Regions from separate parts of the Mus musculus genome. Here region 1 is linked to region 2. The links are chromatin loops, found by intact Hi-C in ENCODE. Cell type or tissue: heart. All regions are shown on one strand. Links, peaks and the distances in the headings refer to the core of each region. The heading gives the core; the rest is flanking DNA. Region 1 holds the start of Wdtc1 (WD and tetratricopeptide repeats 1). Region 2 holds the start of Tmem222 (transmembrane protein 222).

Region 1 (10,212 bases), core at 988-8,987, 62 kb after region 2:
ATACAGGATGAATACACTGCAGCTGTCTTCAGACACACCAGAAGAGGGCGTCAGATCACATTACAGATGGTTGTGAGCCACCATGTGGTTGCTGGGAATTGAACGCAGGACCTCTGGAAGAGCAGTCAGTGCTCTTAATTATTGAGCCATCTCTCCAGCCCCTTTTCTTTCTTTAAGACAGTGTTTCTGTGTGTAGCCCTGGCTGTTCTAGAACTCACTCTGTAGACCAGGCTGGTCTTGGAACTCAGAGATCTGCCTGCCTCTGTTTCCTGAGTGCTGGGATTAAGGCGTGTGCCACCTGCTTCAGTAAGTTTCTTATATCACCCAAATTGTGACCTCGTAACAATAAGGGTACTGATAGGTTTCTGGTGGCGATTTTCTTAATACACAACAGCTAAGAAGAAAGCACAGTTCACCAGTTCTGTGGGTCTAGCCATCTACAGCAGCAGCTCAAAGATGTATGGAGACTCTGTGAGGGTAAGAATGAAAGAAGAAAAAGGATAAGGCATTAAACCACTGACCCAAAGAAGAGCCAAGTATCACTAGATTACACTTGTCCAGGGCTGTCTCAGATGCAAAAGTGTACATGTAGCACACAGCCACTGCTGTCTCCAGTGTACCAACGAAATACAGCAACTCTGCTAAGGCCAAGAAGCAGGCCTCCAACTTCAGTGTTGCTCACGAAACTGAGGCTAAGAGACCACAGGTTCAAGGCCTGCACGGACTATGGAAGTTGAGCATGGGCAACTTATGGGCAGCCTATCTCAAAAACTTATAAAGGGCCAGCCATGTGGCTCAGTGAGCTCAAGCCTAAGAGACCAAGCTCAGTCCCCAGAGCCCACAGTGAAGAACAGTGAAAAATCATCTCACAGATGCAATTGGACATACACACATATATACCAGTACTTGCATATATGTGCGCGGCAGACATGCTGCGTGCATGTACTCTTACACAGAGTAATATATTTCACTTTTAAATTTAAAAAAGAAGCCTAAGTACAAAAACGAATAACCGGCGATATAGCTCTGTGGTGTAGAGAGCTTACCTAGCAAGTTCAAGGCCCTGGGTTTAATCTCCAGTGCTGCTAAAACCAAACCAAGATAAACAAGAACAGAAGAGAGGCAACTTTCTCAGAGAAGCCTCCATCCACTCTGAGGCATGTTTCTCCCAAGCACTTCTTTCCTTCTCTTAACGTTCATGCTTAAAATCTACATTGAGGGGCTGGAGAGATGGCTCAGGGGTTAAGAGCACTGACTGCTCTTTCAGAGATCCTGAGTTCAATTACCAGCAACCACATGGTAGCTCACAACCATCTGTAATGTAAACATCTTCTGGTGTGTCTGAAGACAGCTACAGTGTACTCATATAAATAATAAATAAATATTTTTTTATAAATCTATACTGAAAGCATTCTTTAGGGAAATGGAGAGGTGGCTGCTCTTCGAGAGGACCAGGGTTCAATTCTCAGCACCCACATGGCAGCTCACAATCGTGTGTCACTCCAGGATCCCAATGCCTTCACAGCAACATACACGTAGGCAAAACACCAATGCATATAAAATAAAAATAATTTTAAAAATTACTTAATAGACTAAAAGAAAAGGCCCCCAACTATTTATGCCAGACACGCTGACTCACACCTATAATCCCAGTGCTCAGGAGACTGGGGCAGGAGGATGATCTGCCTGGAGTTCCAGGCAAGCCTTGACTGGACTGCAATGAGCCTGTCTCAAAAAAAAAAAAAAAAAAAAAAAAAGAGAAAAATGAAATACAATTTAACAATGAGGAAATCAACTGTTAGCCTCAGAGTCAACCCTGCTAACTAATCCCTGGTCTGTTTTAGAAGATTTGGAGGACCTGGAGATATGGTCCAGTGATTAAAAGCATTGGCTGCTCTTGTAGAGGACTGAGGTCAATTCCTAGTACCCACATGGCAGCTCACAACTATCTGTAGCTTCAGTTCCAGAAAACCTGTCACCTTATTTTGGATTCCATGGGCACCGCACACATGTGGCGTACATACATACATACATGCAGGCAAAAGGCTCAACACCCGTAAAATAAAAACAAATTAAAAAAAATACTTGGGTATTATACTCAACAGCAAAATCCTAATTCTTAAAGATACAAGGCTTACAAGAAAAGAAAATACAGAACTCAAACCAGAACTAGTCCAAGGGTGCTCACTCACTGTCTGAGCATCGCCTGCCCACTCACAACTTAAGCAGCGAGCAGTGAGCACACCTGTGCCCTAGGTAGAGAGAACTTGGGACCAGGAGGCAGGAACATCTTTGCCTCAGAAGGTTCCTCAGAATGATTTTCTTTTCAAAACCGATTCAGGCTTTACTTATTTATTTATACTTGGGTTTTCAGACTGGGTCTCACTAGGTAGGCTCATAAAGAGATCCCGAAGGCTTTGTTTAAAAAGGAACACCTGGAGCCAGGTATGGTGGCACATGCCTTTAATCCCAGCACTCAGGAGGCAGAGGCAGGCAGATCTCTGAGTCTGAGGCCAGCCTGGTCTACAGAGTGAATACAAGGGCAGCCAGGGCTACATAGAGAAAGCCTATCTCCAAAATACAAAACAAAACAAAACAACTTTAGGGCCAAGGGAAATAGCATTATACCACTTAATCCCTGTACTTGGGACTTGGAGGCAGGAAAATAGTTTATAGCCAGCATGAATTACAAGATGATTTCAAGGCCTGCCTGAGCTACATGAAACTTTGTTTTAAAACCCACACATGAAAAAAAAAATGCTTATCTGACACTTTATCCCGATCATCCACCCCATCCTTGGAAGGAATGGAAAAGCTACAGTCACAGTACTCAGCTTCTAAACTCAAACTTGAGAAAACTTTCAAGTTGCTCCACCAACACATTTACCTCAAGAGATTTAAGAACACCAGAGACATTCACAAGAAATTAGTCACACTCAGCTGCTAAGATAAATCGTCTGTACTGCTCAGATAAATCGCATGTAAACCCTCATACTTTTTTTTTTTTAATTCTTATTAGTCCTGGTAATGCACCTGCAGCGGAGAGCAAACCATAAGTCGCCAAGAAACTCCAATCACCGGGCTTGGGATGGGGGGTGGGGGGTGGGGCGTGGGACGGGACGCTCCACTAAAGCTTTTCAGAAAGAGATCCTGCGGGTTTGCAGTTTATCTCTACCGATTCTTATTTACCCTTTGAAGTGGGTACTAATAGCCCACTCCCAAGCAGAGACCCTTTGTACTTAGCGCTACAGTCGATGATGCAAACACCTTGGCAAAGTTCAGTTTGGTGCCAGGATGAGCCACTGAAGGCATCTGCGACTGCCAGAAGCCTGAAAACTCACTCTCTTTCTCTCTCTCTCTCTCTCTCTCTCTCTCTCTCTCTCTCTCTCTCTATAGAGAGAGAGAGAGAGAGAGAGAGAGAGAGGAAGGAGAAGGAGAGAAAGAAAGAAAAGGAGTATGGGGTGACAGAAACAGAGAGCAAGAGAGGGAAAGAGAGGCAGAGAGACACGGAAAGAGCAGACCAGGTCATTGACCTCTTGAAACTTCCACCTGCCCCTTTCTTCCTGAGTGCGATCGGCGCCAGATCAGATGTCAAAAACTCCGCAAAAAATAAATAAATAAAAGTCCCGTGATAGGACGACTTCTACCTCTGCCCCGGTGGAGCCTGCGGGACTCCTACAGCCTTCCCCCACCCCCTCCCCCGACCTCCCAGCCAGTCCTCTTCTAGCCTCCCTTCCCCGGCCCTTTCTGCCCTTCCTCGCCGCCGAGGCCTGACCCCTTCCCGGGACACCCCGGAGTCCCGAGGCGATCGGGCTCAGGCCCCCAAGCAGGGAGCCGGCCCAGAGCGGACGGCCCCGGAGCCGGGGCTCTGGGAGCCGGTCCCCGACTCGACATCTGCGGCGGGGATGGGGCGGCGGCGACCCGTACCTGTCAGGTCTCTTCCCAGGACCAGCAGCGGAGCAACTTCAGGAGCCCATGTCGGTCCGGGGGGGCCCGGCCCCTCTCCCGGGAGCAGGGGTGCGGATCCCGGGAAGGGGGCTGGGGACCCGGGCAGCTCTAGCCTCTTCCCATGCTCCCCGCCCGGCGCCTGGCCGGGGCCGGACAGCGCCTCCGCCCGCCCCTGCGCACCGCCTCACACCCGCGCTCACACACACTCACACTCCCTCGCGCGCTCTCACACACGCACTCCCCTCCCTCCTCCTCTGTTTATCTCCTCCAGCTGTCTGGGGACCCAGGAGAAGTCCCGCACTGCGCCTGCGCCACGCAGTCTCCGCGCCGGCCCCGCGTCTCACGGTCCGCGGCTACGCTACGGCGATGGCGCTCGGCAGTTTCCTGAATAGTGAGCGCGGGCCCTAGTCCTCTCTGCCACCCTCACCCCCCCTCCATCGCGCGCCCGGTCAACGTCTGCTGCCGGTGGCGCCCACTAACCTGCTAGCGGGGGAGCCCCCCACTTCGCCGGGGCCAATCGGCTTCACCGCTCGCGGGAACGGCAGCCAGTGGGCGGGCGGAAAAGCGGGGCTCAGCTCTGGAGTATCATGGGAGTCGTAGTTTTTCGCCATCGCAGAGGTCCTGCGGCGTGGACTTGCCCCGCCCGGTTACCATTAGTTACCTGGACGCACCTCCCATCCCACTACACCTTTTCTGAGTCCCAATTCCACATGTTCTCCCAGGTCCAGTACAGACCCTCCAAGGGCTAAGAGCTCATCAAAATTGCTTTTGATGCTGTAAATTAGGGGACACCTAAGGCTAAGACCCTGAGTCCTCCCAGAGCAAAGCCTCAGCCTGCTCCTTGCTCTAGGGGGCTGCTGAAGTTACAGGTTCCATGCTCGAATCTTCAGGTGCTGGAAGGAAAAGGTCCTATGTTGAGTGACCTGGGAGCTCTAGGAACCCAGATCGATGGCAGACAAGGTCTATCTAATACTAGCCAAGTAATTGCTCTTCTGACTTTCAAGCTCCAAGTCAGAACGGAGACACCCTCCTCTCTAAGGGAGTTCCAAGGTGACAAAGGTGGCAGTAAAGATAACTTAAGGGAGAGAGACCAGGAGCTTCAACTCAAAAGCAATCACCTTACATTTCTCTTCTCTTAGAGTGGCAGATACACAGTATGCCAACGTCTAAGTAATAACACTTTTATTTTCACTGTATTGGGCATGCTCTCTTTGATAGATACAATTGTTCCTATGTTTTTAAAAAGAAGAAACAAGCATAAAGTAGTTAAAAAGATGCTAGCCCAGGGTCACACAACTGGTTAGAAAACAAGGAATGAAACCAGGCAGTGCTGGAGACTAAGTACAAACATTTAGCACTTAAGAGTGCTGGTCCAGGGTTGGAGAGATGGCTCAGCGGTTAAGAGCACTGACTGCTCTTCCGAAGGTCCTCAGTTCAAATCCCAGCAACCACTTGGTGGCTCATAACCATCCATAATGAGATATGATGCCCTCTTCTGGTGCCTCTAAGACAGTTACATTGTACTTATTTATAATAAATGAATCTTTGGGCTGGAGCTAGCAGGGCTGACTGGAGTGAGCTAAGGTCCTAAATTCAATTCCCAGCAACTACATGAGGGTTCATAACCATCTGTACAGCTACAGTGTACTCATATACATAAAAATAAACAAATCTTTAAAAGAGTGCTGGTCCTAAGTTTCTCTTCCCATAAGTGTCTGGTCTTTGCTCATTTCTGTTCGGACCACTTGTGATTTCTTTCTCTTGTGAATTCAGGTCAGTCTTCATCTTCTAGAAAGGTTGTGGGGCATGCCTCCTGACCTTTCCTGCTTAGCTGTATGGAGAGACAGAGACAGAGACAGAGACACGGAGAGACAGAATACTCAGCTGGGCACATACCTCCAGTATGTGGGGGTAGATGTGAGTGGTCCTGTATTAACTGAGGCTAGTAGCGAGTTCCAGCCTAGCTGGAGCTACACGGTGAAACTCTGTCTCAAAAAAACAAAAACTCCACAGATATTAAGACTTGAAGGTCTTGACATCATGTATCCACAGGTCCTAGCTTTAGGCCTACAGTCTTTGTTAGGGTGACTGGGTCAATAAAGCTACAAGGTAGCTAATATTTATCCTGCATCTTTCTCAAGACAAGTGTTTCCAGTGGGTAAAACAACACTCCCACAATCAGGCAGCAAACAGTAGAGGTCAGCATCAAAACTTAGATATGTCTAATCCATTACTAGTCGTTATTTAAAAAAAAAACCATTGATTTATGTGTATAAGTGTCATCTTCCTTTACACCTGCATGTTAGGAAATGGCATCAGATTCCATTACAGATAGTTATGAGTCGCCATAGAGTTGCTGGGAATTGAACTCAGGACGTCTGGAAGAACAACCAGGGCTCTTAGTCTCTGAACCATCTCTCCAGCCCTCCACATTATTTTAATTGGGAATTGTTCTAGGTGACAAGGTTGCAGAAATGACAAGAAAGAGGGGTGGATTGTGTTTCTGCGACAGTATATATCTGCATTCAGAATGAATGTTTGCTGGCAAGGGATGACCAGAAGTAATAATATCCACAGTCACTTGCTTATTTTCTGGCTGGTGTTCACTGGAGCACTCAAGCTTGGTAACTTATATAGTATTTGTATGTATGTATGCATATATACATTGACAAACACTAATTTATTAGACTTACATTAGAAAGGATACATATTTTCCTTACTCTGTGCTGACCAGTATTTTGTCACCTTCATACAAGGAAGCTCCCATCAGCTTGTCCTGGGAGACATTTTCTTGATTAATAATTGGTTTGAGAAGACCCAGGATGGCCCAGCATATTGTGGGTAGTGCTACCCATGGGCAGGTGGTCCTGAGTTGTAAAACAAAACAGGCTGAGCAAGCCCTGAGGGGCAAGGCAGAATGTAGCCCTCCTTTGGACTCTTCGTCAGTTTCTGCCTTGAGTTCCTGCCCTGACTTCCTTTCACGATGTTCTATGATCAGGACACGTTAGCTTTCCTCCTCATGTTGCTTTTGGTCATAGTGTTTTATCACAGCAATAGAAACCCTAACTAAGTCACTCATTTCCATAGGAAAAAAAAAAAACAGAGAAGGTAAGATACAGCTGATTGGCAAGGCACTTGCCTAACGTGCAAGACCCAAGCTTTGATTCACAAGACCACAGAGAAAAAAATGTTCAGTTCAGAATTTGACATATCTTCCAGCCAGGAGTGTACTCAGATTAACAGAAGAAAGCCACTCCAGCAGAGCTGGGCGACTTTGGGAACCCTTGAGATTAGTGGAAGTCTTCTGTCCAGTAGTAGGAACACTTGTGTTTCTATGACACTCTGGACCCAATTAAGGGAGGTGTAAGCAAAGGACCAATTCCAACAATCTCTGATTTTCTGGGGGACAGAGCATTTTCAAATATAGTTTATGGTAGTGAATATAGCTGTTTTTTTCCCTCCCCAAGACCATCAAAGGATGCCCCAACTGACGGCTGCCTCCGCAGAGATAGCTGCTGGATTGCTTTCATCTTATAAGACTCCAGGACAAACGCCACAGACGTCAACCTGAAATTGAAGATTCTCCTATTAACAACCCTCCATTCTTTCTTGCTTGCTTTGCTTACTGGCTTGCATGTAGGTGTGTGTGTGTGTGTGTGTGTGTGTGTGTGTGTGTGTGTGTGTGTGTGTGTGTGTGTGTGCGTGTGCGTGTGTGTGATGGGGGGTTGGGGGGGCTCATGGCAATGGCATGGTGTACCTTCGGGGACCAGAAGACAACTTTTAAAGTCAGTTCTGTCCTACCTCAACATGGTTCTGGGGTTCAAACTCAGGTTACTTCTTGAAAGCTATCTTACAGAGGAGGAAACCCATGCTACAAGACTGGAATTAGAATATACATGCAAGCTGTAACTGAGTCCATTTCTCAGGTCAGTACACTGTTCTCATCCTTCACGGCATGCCACGTTTTCTACTTCTGTTCTCAAAACATGAAGTATCAGTACTAGCTTGCTAACCTGATGGTCACCTGCCACTTATCCAGTGCTGCCATTAAGTCCTGATGATTGGCACTAACTGAAGGAAGCTGCAGCACTGAGAGCCACCGTCAGCACAACCTGGGCTACGCTTCATCCAAGTAAAGGAGAGACTGTGCTGTTCCCCTAACCTGTAGCTCTCCAACTCTAACATCTGCACAAACCCAGGGAGATGTGGGGCAGATGTGGCTCAGTGCTAGTGCTGAGCAAGCCCAAGTCCAGCTGGGGAATAGGGGTGGGAACACAGGACACGTCAGGAGGATCAACCCAGACAATCACAGATGTAGACTCTTAATTTAATACAGGGATATAAAGGGTGCTGTTAGAGGAAGCTGGGGGGCCTGAGCATAGAGAAAGAGGCTGGTGTACATCTGTAATCCCAGCACTTAGGAGGTAAAGGAACAAAGACCAAAGCTTGAAGTCATGCTTGCCTACAGAGCAGATTCAAGGTCAGCCTTAAATATGCGAGACCCTATCTCAGAAAGGAATTCAGGTTGAGAGATAGAAAGCCACATGCATTTAACATCCACACCTCCCCATCCCCCCATCTCTTGGCACCCAGGAGCACACAGGATAATGCTAGAAGCACCTTAAATACCATTCAATGCGGATACAACCAACCCCTCGATACTGGAAATGTCCTGCACTTTTGCTGGGTAGTAGTTACTGCCCACAACTGTCTGCTGAGCTATGGAAATGGGGCTAAGAACAGAATTTTAAATTACAAATAACTTTAATTTAAATTAGGATAGCCCTTAGCCCTACCATGACCTTCTTGACATCTCAAATATACAGCCCAATCCTTTATTCTGTGAACGAAGTCTGAGGCTTTCAAAGATGCCAGTGACTTCAACAAACTTACACCATGATGAGTGGATGGTGAAGGAATTTGTGTATGTCCTGTAATGGACATTGATGGGTAGATATACCACACTGAGAACAATCTGAGTTCCTAGGATTGCTCTAATCACAAAAGTGGGCGATGCAGATTACTTCTCCAGACCTCATGTCTCTTCTATAAAACAAGGAGTCTTAACCCAGGTACGGAGGCACATATTAGCAATCATATCATTTAGGGGCCTGAGGCAGGGAAATTGCTATGAGTTTTCAGAGCAAGACCATATTTCAAGAAACCCCCTCCCAAAAGGAAGCAAAACGCAAAAAAAAACAGAGTTTACATTTCGTGATCTGAAATCCCTTCTAATTAATTGATAGGTTCTACTATCCTAATTAGTGTGCCCGCCTTTCACAGTGCCACCTAGTGGTTGACTATGAACACTGCCTCTCCTCTAGGACAAGGAGAACAGAAGCAATCAGATTCGCCCCTCACCCCAATCCCCCCAACACACACACACACACACACACACACACACTTTCCCCACACAAAATGTGGGCAATACTTTAGTGGTAATTCTAGAAAATGTTCTAAGATGTTTCTTGACCTCTTACTTTTTGAACCCATAAAACCAGGGCTTTGTGGCAGTGCTGAGTAGTAGAGCCACAACTTTCATTTCAAAAATATCCAAAAGTTTTCTGTCTTAAGTCTTGCCTGTGCCTTGATGGATTCCTCCTTTCTTAGGCTCCTAGGTTGATTGTTTTTCTACTGAAAGTGTCAGCAAGTAGAAAGTCATGAACTTCCTTAATAATCTTGGATCAGTTCAGAAAGACCTCCAAAGTCCCTGCTTCCAGGGTCCAAAACAGTTCAGAGGAAGCTAATTTTGTGAACCTCAGGTTGCACAACAAAAATAAAAATTCCCAAACCCATCTCTAGGCTGGGCATTGTGGCATACACCATTAATCCTAGCACCTGGGAGGCAGAGGCAAGCAGATCTGAGTTTGAGGCCAGCCTGGTCTACAGAGTAAATCCTAGGATAGCCAGAGCTACACAGATAATCTCTGTCATAAAAGAAGGGGGAGGGGAAATACCCATCTTAGGACAATTAGAAATAATATATGTAAAAATACTTAGTGCATAATAAAGATCAATAAAGGGGGATGGGATGGTGGCTAGTAGATGGGTAGCTGGGAAGGGGATATCATCTGAAATATAAATGAATAAAATGATTTTAAAAATTTTTTTTTGTTTTTTGAGACAGGGTTTCTCTGTGTAGCCCTGGCTGTCCTGGAACTCACTCTGTAGACCAGACTGGCCTCAAACTCAAAAATCCACCTGCCTCTGCCTCCCAAGTACTGGAATTAAAGGTGTGTGCCACCACCACCCGGCAAGAGTTTA
Region 2 (10,212 bases), core at 1,140-9,139:
GCTGGTGAGATGGTTCAGTGGGTAAGAGCACCGACTGCTCTTCCAAAGGTACTGAGTTCAAATCCCAGCAACCACATGGTGGCTCACAACCACCCATAATGAGATCTGATACTCTCTTCTGGTGCGTTTGAAGACAGCTACAGTGAACTTATTCTAATAAGTAAATCTTTGGCAAGTGGGGTTGGCTAGAGCAAGCAGAGGTCCTAAATTCAATTCCTAACAATCACATGAAGGCTCACAACCATCTGTACAACTAAAGTGTGTACTCATATACATAAAATAAATAAAATCTTTAAAAAAAATATGGAAGTAACCCTTCAAGCATGAAGTTTAACAGCAGGGCAGGATATGTAGGGCTGGTAAGATGGCTCAGGAGGTAAGTAAGGTGCTTGGTACACAGCCCAAAGAGTGAGGGGCAGTGGTCAAGAAGGCAGGAGGAGGCCAGTGTGGAGGCTACTGCTCCAGTCCCAGCCGCAGTTCAATAGCCAACTGACTAGAGAATCATAGGTAATTCTCTGCTGAGCCATTTTGCCAGCCCCAGTTCAATAGCCATAGGTTTGTCTTGTCTCTAAAGGAAGAGATTTTCTTTTTTTCAAGATTAATCTTTACTTATGTAAATACTTGTGTATCTGTGTGTGCAGTGTGGGGCATGAGTACAGGCGCCTGCAGAGGCCAGAAGAAGGCATCTGATCCGCTGCAGCAGGAGTTCGGAGTTGTAACCAGAGGATGCTGTGCTGAGAACCGAATCTAGGTCCTCTGCAAGAGCAGTGTGGGCTTTTAACCACTGAACCAGCTCTCCAGCTTGTTCCTGGACTTTAAGAGCTTTAAGAGTCAGATCCCTGCAAGCTCTCCCCACCTCCCCCATCACAATCCCAGCTTCACACACAAGCAGCCATTGATGGAACTCCAGACCCATCACCCTGCTTTATTCTCTTCATCATATCCATGCACTAAAGCCCATCAACTGCTCGTTTCTCCTCACTAAATCCTTACACTCCATGAGAACACAGACTGTGTCCCCTTTACTGCCATAGCTTCTAAGATGATGCTTGTCTCGGCACATAGTTCCAAACTCCCTATGTATCTGTCAGCAGAACGAGGGACAAATGATCCACCATATTTAAGAGTAGAGGGGTGTAGCTGGGTAGAAGGAATACGTTTCAATATTCTACATCATAGTAAGGTAACTGTAACTGACAATTAACTGCTGATTTCAAAAGAGCCAAGAGAGGGTGCTGAATCTCTCCACCCAGAGAACTGAGAGCCGAGGTACGGATACACGGTTCTCTCTAACCTGATCCTTACATCCCGCCGGTGTGTGTGTGTGTGTGTGTGTGTGTGTGTGTGTGTGTGTGTGCATGCGCCCCGGGCCCTGAAGTGTGTGGAGTATAAAGACAGACAACCTCGGGTGCTGCTTTGCCTTCTGCCTTGTGACAGGATCTCATTGCTGTCTACTCCAGGTAGCTGCCTATGAACTTTTGGGGAGTCTCCTGGGATGACAGGACCACTCCCATGCCCGCCTCTGCTGAGTTCTGGGGACTTGAACTCAGATCCTCATGTTTGTGAGGCAAGCACTGTGCACGCCCATTTAACTGGAATGCTGGAAAGTCACATTGTCCCCAACACACATTAGGTTGCTCTATATGAGAAGTCAGCAGAGGGAGGTGGATCTCTCTGAGTTCAAGGCCAGCCTGGTCTACATAGTGAGTTCCGGAGCAGCCAGGACTATATAGAGAGACCCTGTCTCAAAACCAACAGAAAAAAAAAAAGAGAGTACAGTCGGGTTGTGCTTGTTTCAGATGAAGTCTGAGCAGGCTAGAGCAGTTTTTTCATTTCCACCTTTCTGCAGAGCAACAAGTACTTTGCGGAGGGGCTACTGCTCACAGTCTATGTAGAACAACACTGCTCACATGCGTGGTGCTCAGTGATGCTGAGGTGCTTGGTGAACAGTCGCTACCTGACTGGCAGAGGGTAAGCAGCTGAGGACCCACAGTGAACATAGGACGGACACCAAGAACTGTGGGAAACAACTCCTCTGGCTCCTCAGAACCCAGTCAGCTCTTCCTGATCCAGACTCCTCCCTCCGCCATGAGCAGTACTGTCTACATCTCGGCTGCTGATGGCAAATGGAACTGGGGATGAAGGTTGGAGAGACAACACTAACCTCTCGATGCAGCTTGTCAGCTCCCCAAAGACAAGCTCCCAAGCTAGGCTAACTGCTGTCTCTTCTGACCTAAAAGTAAAGCTTTAGTGAATGTATTAGTTGCTCATGCTGGAGTTTCATGCCTCAATATCTGCTTTCAGATATTGAGACAGGTTGATGTAAGGACTGCATGACAGTGTGCAAGAAATGTTTAGCTGTTTTTATTATTAGCAGCAGTAGCTATCACTAAGAGGTGGATAGGTCATGGACTCAGTTTCCACCTCTGATCTCCCTGTCATAGACATGAGAGTTACCTCCTCTGCCCCTACATCTGCACACACCTTTAGCAACATCACATAACTATGGCATTACAAAAGTTAATTTGCCCTGTCCCTTCTGCTAAGGGGCGAGTCCTCTGTCAGGAACAGTCTTACTCATGTTGGTCTTGTGGACACAGATCTGAAGAGAACTGAGACACCAGCTACTTCTAGCCTAGAAATGGGGAACCGTGTCTCTTTACCTCTTGTTGCTTCCATTTCTCAACAGAGAAACAATATTCCTGAAAATGAGGGGCTGCAAATTGTTCAGTATATAAAGGCACCTGTTGCCAAGTCTGAAGACCTGAACTTGACTCACACACAGCAGGGGACAACTGACTCCTGAATGATGTCCTCTGCCGGCCACAGCGCTCCTACACACACAAGGTAATCTTTAAGAAGAAATGAGGAAAAAGCCAACATGGCCAACATGATTGGATTCCACACAAACCACACGGCCACCTGAGTACCCAGCCGCTTTCACAGTGACAGCCCATTCTCTTCACAGCTCTCCTCCACATCTGGAGTTCTCCTGTCCGTCAGTTACTTATTTACCCTCTACGGCTCCCATCAACACCTGGAAACAAGCGGCACACCCTGCCGCGGCACACCGGACAGCTAGGCTTTACACCTGCTACTACAGACCACAAGGAGTCAGTCAGCAAACGTGTTAAGAGGAAATTTTAATGAATTGGATCCAGTGTCTAACTCTGGAACCCTAGGTTGGCCCTTCCTCTGCAGCTTACAATGGCCTCAACACCGTCACAGACCTCAACACCGTCACAGACCCCCATTCTGGCTTTGCCTGCTGAGAACTGGGAATAGAGGTGTGGACCACCCCTGCCCTCTACATTTTGAGACAGTATCTCTCATTGACTTGACAGGAGTAGGTAGCCAGCAAGCCTCAGAGATGCTCTCACCTCCACTTCCTCAGCTCTGGGACTTCAGGCAATGCACTGCTGCATGAAGGTTTTTTTACATGGTTAACAAGGATCCAAACTCAGGTTATTCACAGAAAGCACTTTTACTGACTGAGCCATCCACCCTGGCCCAAGTAGCTTTACATACTTTAAAAATTAGGGTCATTTGATAGATGAAATGGCATACACCTGTAGTCCCAGAACACAGAAGGCAGGGGGAACAGGGGTTCAAAGTCAGGTTGGGCTACGAAATAAATACCAGACCAGCCAGGGCTACATATCAAGCTCATGTCTCAGTCAAAACCAATAAAATAAATAAATACAAAATCGAAAGATTAAAATGATTTGAAGATCAGAAACATTTGAGACTAAAAATATTCCTTCTCCACACAACTTGGCTCTGTTTGTTTGTTTGTTTGAGATTGGGGCTCACTATACATGCCTGGCTGGCCTGGAACTCCTACCATATAATTCAGGCTGCCCTCCAACTCACAGACATCTGCTTGCCTCTGCCTCCAAGTGCTATGGTTAAAAGTATGGATCCCCGTGCCTGGTAGCTGATTTTGATAGAAGGAAAGAAAAGAGTACCTCCTCAGGTGAGAGGTAGGATGCCACAGCTGAAAGATGAGTTATATATAGTCAGTGAACTAACTGGCTTCTGAATATCTTCTTGCTGGGATAGTCAACGGACCAAGACGATGTTACAAAGGAACTCAGCTTCCCCATGGGGGAAGGGGATTTCTACTACAGAAAATAAAGCTTGTAAACTGTCCAGACTGTTAGGATTAAGGTAGGAGGGTTGTAAGCTGCATTCTTCCACTGGGAGGCAGATACCTAGGTCGCTGAGACTGCTTTGTAACTCAAATGATGTAGGGGGAAAAACGCCAGCACGGACCTCCCAATGCTGACATTCCACGAACCAGTGTGGCTTCGATCAAACACTCAGTTCTGTTTCTAAAGGCGAAACGTCTTGTGCATAACAGACGACAAGTACGCGCTCGTTTGCTCAATGAGTGAAAAAACAAAAACAAAAACCAACGGGGAATGAATGACGATGCCTCTTCAGACAATGATTAAGGGTCTTTTCTGTACGCCTGCAGCTTAAGGGCGTGCTAATGACCAGATCTTTGCTGCTGATCTACACTTCTCCTCCTCTCCAGTTAGACCTGGGGGAACCAGGGCCGGAACTATGCCCCACATCCAAGGGGACCGCGCACCTCATAGGTGACGAGAGCTCTAGGGGACTGGGGGCTAGCCTGGCCCGGAGTACGGGTTGCTGCAAGTCTGGGGAAAAAAAAGCTAGCATGGCACCCCGGAGGATGCTCGGGCCCTCGGCGACTTCGCGCTGACATCGGAAGACACTCACGTGAGCACCGGGATGGGTGTCCACACCACGCAGTAGGGGAAGCGGCTCCGCTCCACGTCCATGACAACGCCACCGGACCCGTGGTACTGCTTCATGTCCGTCTCGGCCCCCGTCGGCGTTTCTACTTCCGCCATCCGAGGAGGGGGCGGCGGCGGCTGTAACAGAAGCGGAGAACTCCCTTCCGCTTCCGCCATCCCGCGCGCGTCCCGCTCGGGAAGGCCGACCGCGCCGCCGCTCGCCCCTGTGTCATCACTTCCGGGAGGCGGAGTGTCCTCTCGGTCGATCTTCCCCCGGGGAATTGGAGCCTTGTCCTTCTGGGCCCGGCTAGTTTAGCCTCTTTCCCGTGTTTGTAGCGGAGCATTTCCGTGGACCTCAGGAAGCTCTCAGTCGAGCCCCGGGAACCCACAACCAACCGCGGTTCCGCATGCCGGCACGTGGTGCAGGCACTCTTTATTGATCACTTCTTAGGTGCCAAGCATGTGATATTCATTGGTACTACTGTCTATAAACTGATTAGACGTGCAAATTTAGTTGTTTCCCCCAGAAAACAAATCAGAGACAAAGGCTCTTAGAAATGAAGTGAGCAACGATTCAAACGCAAGTCTTTGTAGATTTCCTTTGTCCTTTTTAGTCTGTGGCATGAGTTACATAATAGTCTGTTACGTGATGGTGTAAAAAGGGAGGTCAAACTAAAATCTTGGTGTGTATGGGAGACACGTACACTTGGTGTGTATGGGAGGGAGCAGCCTTGGGCCTGGGGAGAGCACGGATGCAGAAGTGCCAAGACAGGAAACTTGAGGTCACTATGTGCAGTAGAGAATATCATCCAAGACTTATCTAAATCTCTTTATTGTTCGTGTTTTGGGGCACATGTTTGTTTTTGTTTTGAAACAGGGTCTCACTATGTAGCCCTGTCTGTCACTATGTAGACCAGGCTGACATTGAACTCTTAACTCTGCCTCCCAAGTGCTGGGATTTAAAAGGGTACATCACTAAGCCAGGTCCTTTTTTGCTTTATAGAAAACTCGGCAGTTAGCACTTGTCTAAGATCACACTCAAGAACACAAAGTGGCCAGGCTCCAGTCTTGGAATCTTTTGATTTTTCAGAGGGATAATCAGAGAGACATGGAAGTGGAATGTTATGCGGTGAGGAGTGGGTGGGATGGGTTTGGAAGACAAGAAGGGAACCAGGCTATAGGAAGGTGTAAGAAAAATGAGGCAGAAAGGCAAACAGATTGTTTCAACAGGCTGAGACTGAGACTGTTTTATTGGAACAGCGGGCTGGAGGAGATATATATATGTTACAGCTCCTCTTTGTGTGTGTGTGTGTGTGTGTGTATGGTTTGACTGGGACCAGAGTGGGGGTTGTTTTCCATACTCAGGCATATTGTTTCTGCAGGTGAAGCAGACCTGTCAGATAGGGGCTAAGCACTTCATTCTGGCTAGAAGCTATGGCTTAGTACAGCTAGATTCAATTCCTCATCACCTAAGACTATTAGCCAACAGAAGGTGTGGACAAATGTTTAGGGAAGGCAAAAGCTATGCTTTTGAGAAGGTTTGCTTCCATGAAATGAGTCTCCTTTAATAGTAACTTGCCAAAAGCCTGCGGTCCTGATAATTTTTTTTTGTTTGTTTTTGTTTTTGGTTGGTTGGTTGGTTTTTCGAGACAGAGTTTCTGTGTAGCCCTGGCTGTCCTGGAACTCACTCTGTAGACCAGGCTGGCCTCGAACTCAGAAATTCGCCCTGCCTCTGCCTCCCATGCCTCCCAAGTGCTGGGATTAAAGGTGTGGGCCACCATACCCGGCGATCCTGATACTTAAATGCATTAAAAAAGAAAAAAATCTGGGGGGGAGGGTATAGGGGACTTTTGGGATAGCATTGGAAATGTAATTGAGGAAAATACGTAATAAATAAAAAAAAAAAGAAAAAGAAAAAAATCTGTACTGTGGAAAATCCAAAGGTCTTGACTACATCATACATCAGGTAGTGCAGTTGCTACTACTGCAGAGCAGAGCAGACCCTCTGAGAACTATGCACCTAGCGAATGTTTTCTAAATGTTTCTCGACTTTAAATATCTTTTAAACATCTCACTAGTATCCTAGCCGAAGCTAATTCTAGTCCACTCAAAATTCTTTGAGCATTTTTTGTACCTCTTTCATGAATGACCCCATGTAGTATGACCCCTGAAGGGCAGCAATCAGCCACCAGGACAATTCGGAATAGATTAAGGGTCCTTTAAATAATTGTCAGATGAGTAAATCACATTAGTTCTTGACCCAATTGCAGTAATTGTCTAAATTCTTCTGTTCATCTATGATATTCTTTTTTTTAAAGGTTTATTTATTATTATATCTAAGTACACTGTAGCTGTCTTCAGACACACCAGAAGAGAACATCAGATCTCATTACGGATGGTTGTGAACATGTGGTTGCTGGGATTTGAACTCAGGACCTCTGGCAGAGCCGTCAGTGCTCTTAATTGAGCCACCTTTCCAGCCCCATCTTTGATATTCTTTTACCAACACTGGCAACTTGTATGCCTTTTAATCATTGATTGTATGTATGGATGAGCACACAACCAAAATAAGTCTCAGGGGGTCTGCCACGAAGTTGGCAGATTTAGCAAAATGCATTTAATCAGAGAGACTGCAGTGGCTTCCCTTGGCACTTAGTGTAAGATACAAATATATACCATGCTTTCACTTACAAGGCTCTGTAGCTTCTTACTTCTTCACTATACTACGGATACCCTAGCATCTGATCAGCTCCTTCCACAAGTGTTATCCCTTCATACTGAGGAGTATGTCACACACCCCATCCCTGCCTTTATTTATTTATTTATTTTTAAGATTTCCCAGCACCAGGAAAAGTTCAATCTTAAAAAACAAACAAGGGCTGGTGAGATGGCTCAGTGGTTAAGAGCACTGACTGCACTTCTGAAGGTCCTGAGTTCAAATCCCAGCAACCACATGGTGGCTCACAACCATCCGTAACAATATCTGACACCCTCTTCTGGAGTGTCTGAAGACAGCTACAATGTACTCACATATAATACAAAAAAACAAACAAACAAACAAACAAGCTGGGCTTGGTGACACATGCCTTTAATCCCAGCACTCAGGAGGCAGAGGCAGGCAGATTTCTGAATTCGAAGCCAACCTGGTCTACAGAGTGAGTTCCAGGACAGCCAGGGCTATACAGAGAAACCCTGTCTCAGAAAACCAAAAAAAAAAAAAAAAAAAAAAAAAAAAAAAAAAAAAAAAAGACAAACAACAGCTTTCACATCATCGATAGCAAGGAAAGTGTACAATTTAAACTGACTCCCCTAATTCTTCCCGATGTTAGCATCCTCAGAAGGATCCCATCTTTGATAACGGCAGGCATCTGAATGGCTCACTGTCCCCTTTAAATCCATTTCCCTCAAGCCTTTTTGGGTCTCTGCTCAATCCAAACAAATCTTCTCACCCTTGCTGTAGGATCTTTCAGCACGGACAACAGTGTGCAGACCCTTCTCTTGGGAAAGGCACTTTGAACTTCCCTCAAGATTTTTTTTTCACTATTTTTCTCCACAGGGACACTCACAATCCACCGTCCAGAGACATAGGCTGTGCAGATGATATTCTGACCGCTTGGCACTGCGGTTCAGGGTTAGTTTTATCATGACCTTTACCAGTGTTTCTGGTTGTAGGACATCTGTATCATCAGATGAGTCCTCTTCATCTTTTGTCTGAAGAGTTTCTGGGCTCTCAGCTGGGTCGACTTTCTCTGGTAGCTCCTGCATGGCGATGGATAGAAGCCTCAAAAACTGGCTCCAAACAAAGTTGTTTGGTCTTTGAAAAGACCATCCCTGCCTTTACTATACTCCGCTACCCACTTAAACTAACTTCCACTTATTCCTCCAGACTTAGATGCGATGTCATTTCCTCCGCCAGCCAATTTTTGGCTTCCAGTCTGAATTAGAAAGTCCCTGTCAATCTCTTCTTGAACACCCCTTTTTATCAGAGTGCACTTAGAATAATATATTGTTTCCTCGACCAACTGGGAACCCATTACAGGAACGGTTGTCTTCCATTTCTGTAAACCGAGTGCCTAGCTAGTATAGTGCATAGTGTTTTTAAACTAATGTTCACTAAACCAGATTCGTATAACAAATACTTACAGGCTTGGCATAATATTTTGGTAACAGATTGTCTGAGCAAAGGGACCTAGCTTATCATTTGCTACTTCCTTCCTTGTGCTCCTAGCCCTTTTAAGGGGTTCCTAAAGGCTGTTGGGCACAGTGCTTTAGTAGAACCCTAGCTTGCTTCTTACAGCATGCATTATCCGTGCTTTGCCTTCAGTAGCTACAGAAGCCAGGACACGAAGGTCGTGTAGCTGGAGAGAGAAGCCAGCGCCATCACTGACTCCTGTGAGGGCTTGTCTCCCAGGCTTGGCTTCCACTACCACCCCCTCACAGGGCCCCTCCTCTCGTACACATCACCTCAGTTCTCACCCAGGGCTCCCTGGCCTGTGTCCTTTCCTCCTCTGCCTGTCTCCCTTGCCCCCCCCCCCCAAACCAGATGGATAATCTCCATCAAAGACTATCTCTGCCTCCCAGGCTCAGAGGATCACAGCGGGGCCTGGAAGAAGCTCCTCTTACACAGAGAGTTTGTTTGAGGATTGGTGGGGTTCAGAGCCACCCCTCCCCCAACACATACACTACCGAAAATAGGAATGACCATCTGGATCCATTTATGGGGCTGCCTGGGGGAGGGGTGGGTGGGATGGCAGAGTGGAAACTGTCAGGCTGGTAAACCTTAGAGGCTAAGATGCTGCTTGTTAGAAGACTAAGCCTAGGGCGCTCCCTCTCCCAGTGCGAGTCTCCTCAGCTGACTCCATGTAGGACTCCCCAGGGCTCACAAGCCTCCTCCCTTGGGCATTTCAGTCACTCTGGCATCCAAAGTTCTCCCTGGGCTGATCCCAAATTTCCTTTCCAGACTCACCTCTGTGTCCTTGTGATTTTATGGCACTGGCCTCCCCGTACCTTATACCTCCTGTCCTTGCTTATGTCATTCCAATCAGGAATACCCTTTGCCTCCCTGTCCTGCACCACGTTCAAGGTTCCAGCCTAATGCTTCCTTGGTGCTTCCAGAGCACGAAGGCTGTTTCCACCTATTGAATATTCATGTGTACTTGCATTAGCATTAGCTGTTTACCGGGCTGTCTCCCCCTGGAGCTTGTAAACTCCTTGAGAGAGGGACTGACTGGATCTACTGGTCCCTAAAGTCAGCTGGGTGAGAGGGCTTGTTCAAGGACTGCCCCAGGAGCTATTTGTTGACCATATATGGTCTCCTTTCTGGGGAAGCTGCATCTCAGACAGTAAACCTGCAAAGGTGACATGGGACAGAGCCGGGGACTGCCGTGGCTGCTGGTTGGAGGGTCTCCTGGACCACATCCATGGTGTGGTACACCAGGGGGCAGTGTCT

Evidence for each region. A loop is a pair of places that touch in the nucleus more often than their neighbours do. Peaks named below come from ENCODE experiments on the same cell type or tissue, not always from the same donor. Only the 100,000 strongest peaks of a DNase experiment are listed, where the experiment ranks them.
Region 1: it touches region 2 in a loop (5-fold over the local background); 2 of 42 quality-filtered maps call a loop at or near these places.

Annotation. Positions count from the first base shown.
Region 1 is chr4:133,335,069-133,345,280 of GRCm38, forward strand. It overlaps Wdtc1 (WD and tetratricopeptide repeats 1), which reads right to left and starts at 4,247. Exons shown (of 16, transcript NM_199306.4): 1 at 3,928-4,247. In heart, for the core only: a CTCF peak has its summit at 5,406 (motif pointing left); a DNase peak (open chromatin) is centred at 4,333; H3K4me3 peaks cover 2,174 bases; H3K27ac peaks cover 1,730 bases.
Region 2 is chr4:133,272,785-133,282,996 of GRCm38, forward strand. Tmem222 (transmembrane protein 222) reads right to left here and starts at 5,006. Exons shown (of 6, transcript NM_025667.3): 1 at 4,747-5,006. The coding sequence starts at 4,940. In heart, for the core only: no CTCF peak of the experiment used is centred there; a DNase peak (open chromatin) is centred at 5,057; H3K4me3 peaks cover 2,727 bases; H3K27ac peaks cover 3,164 bases.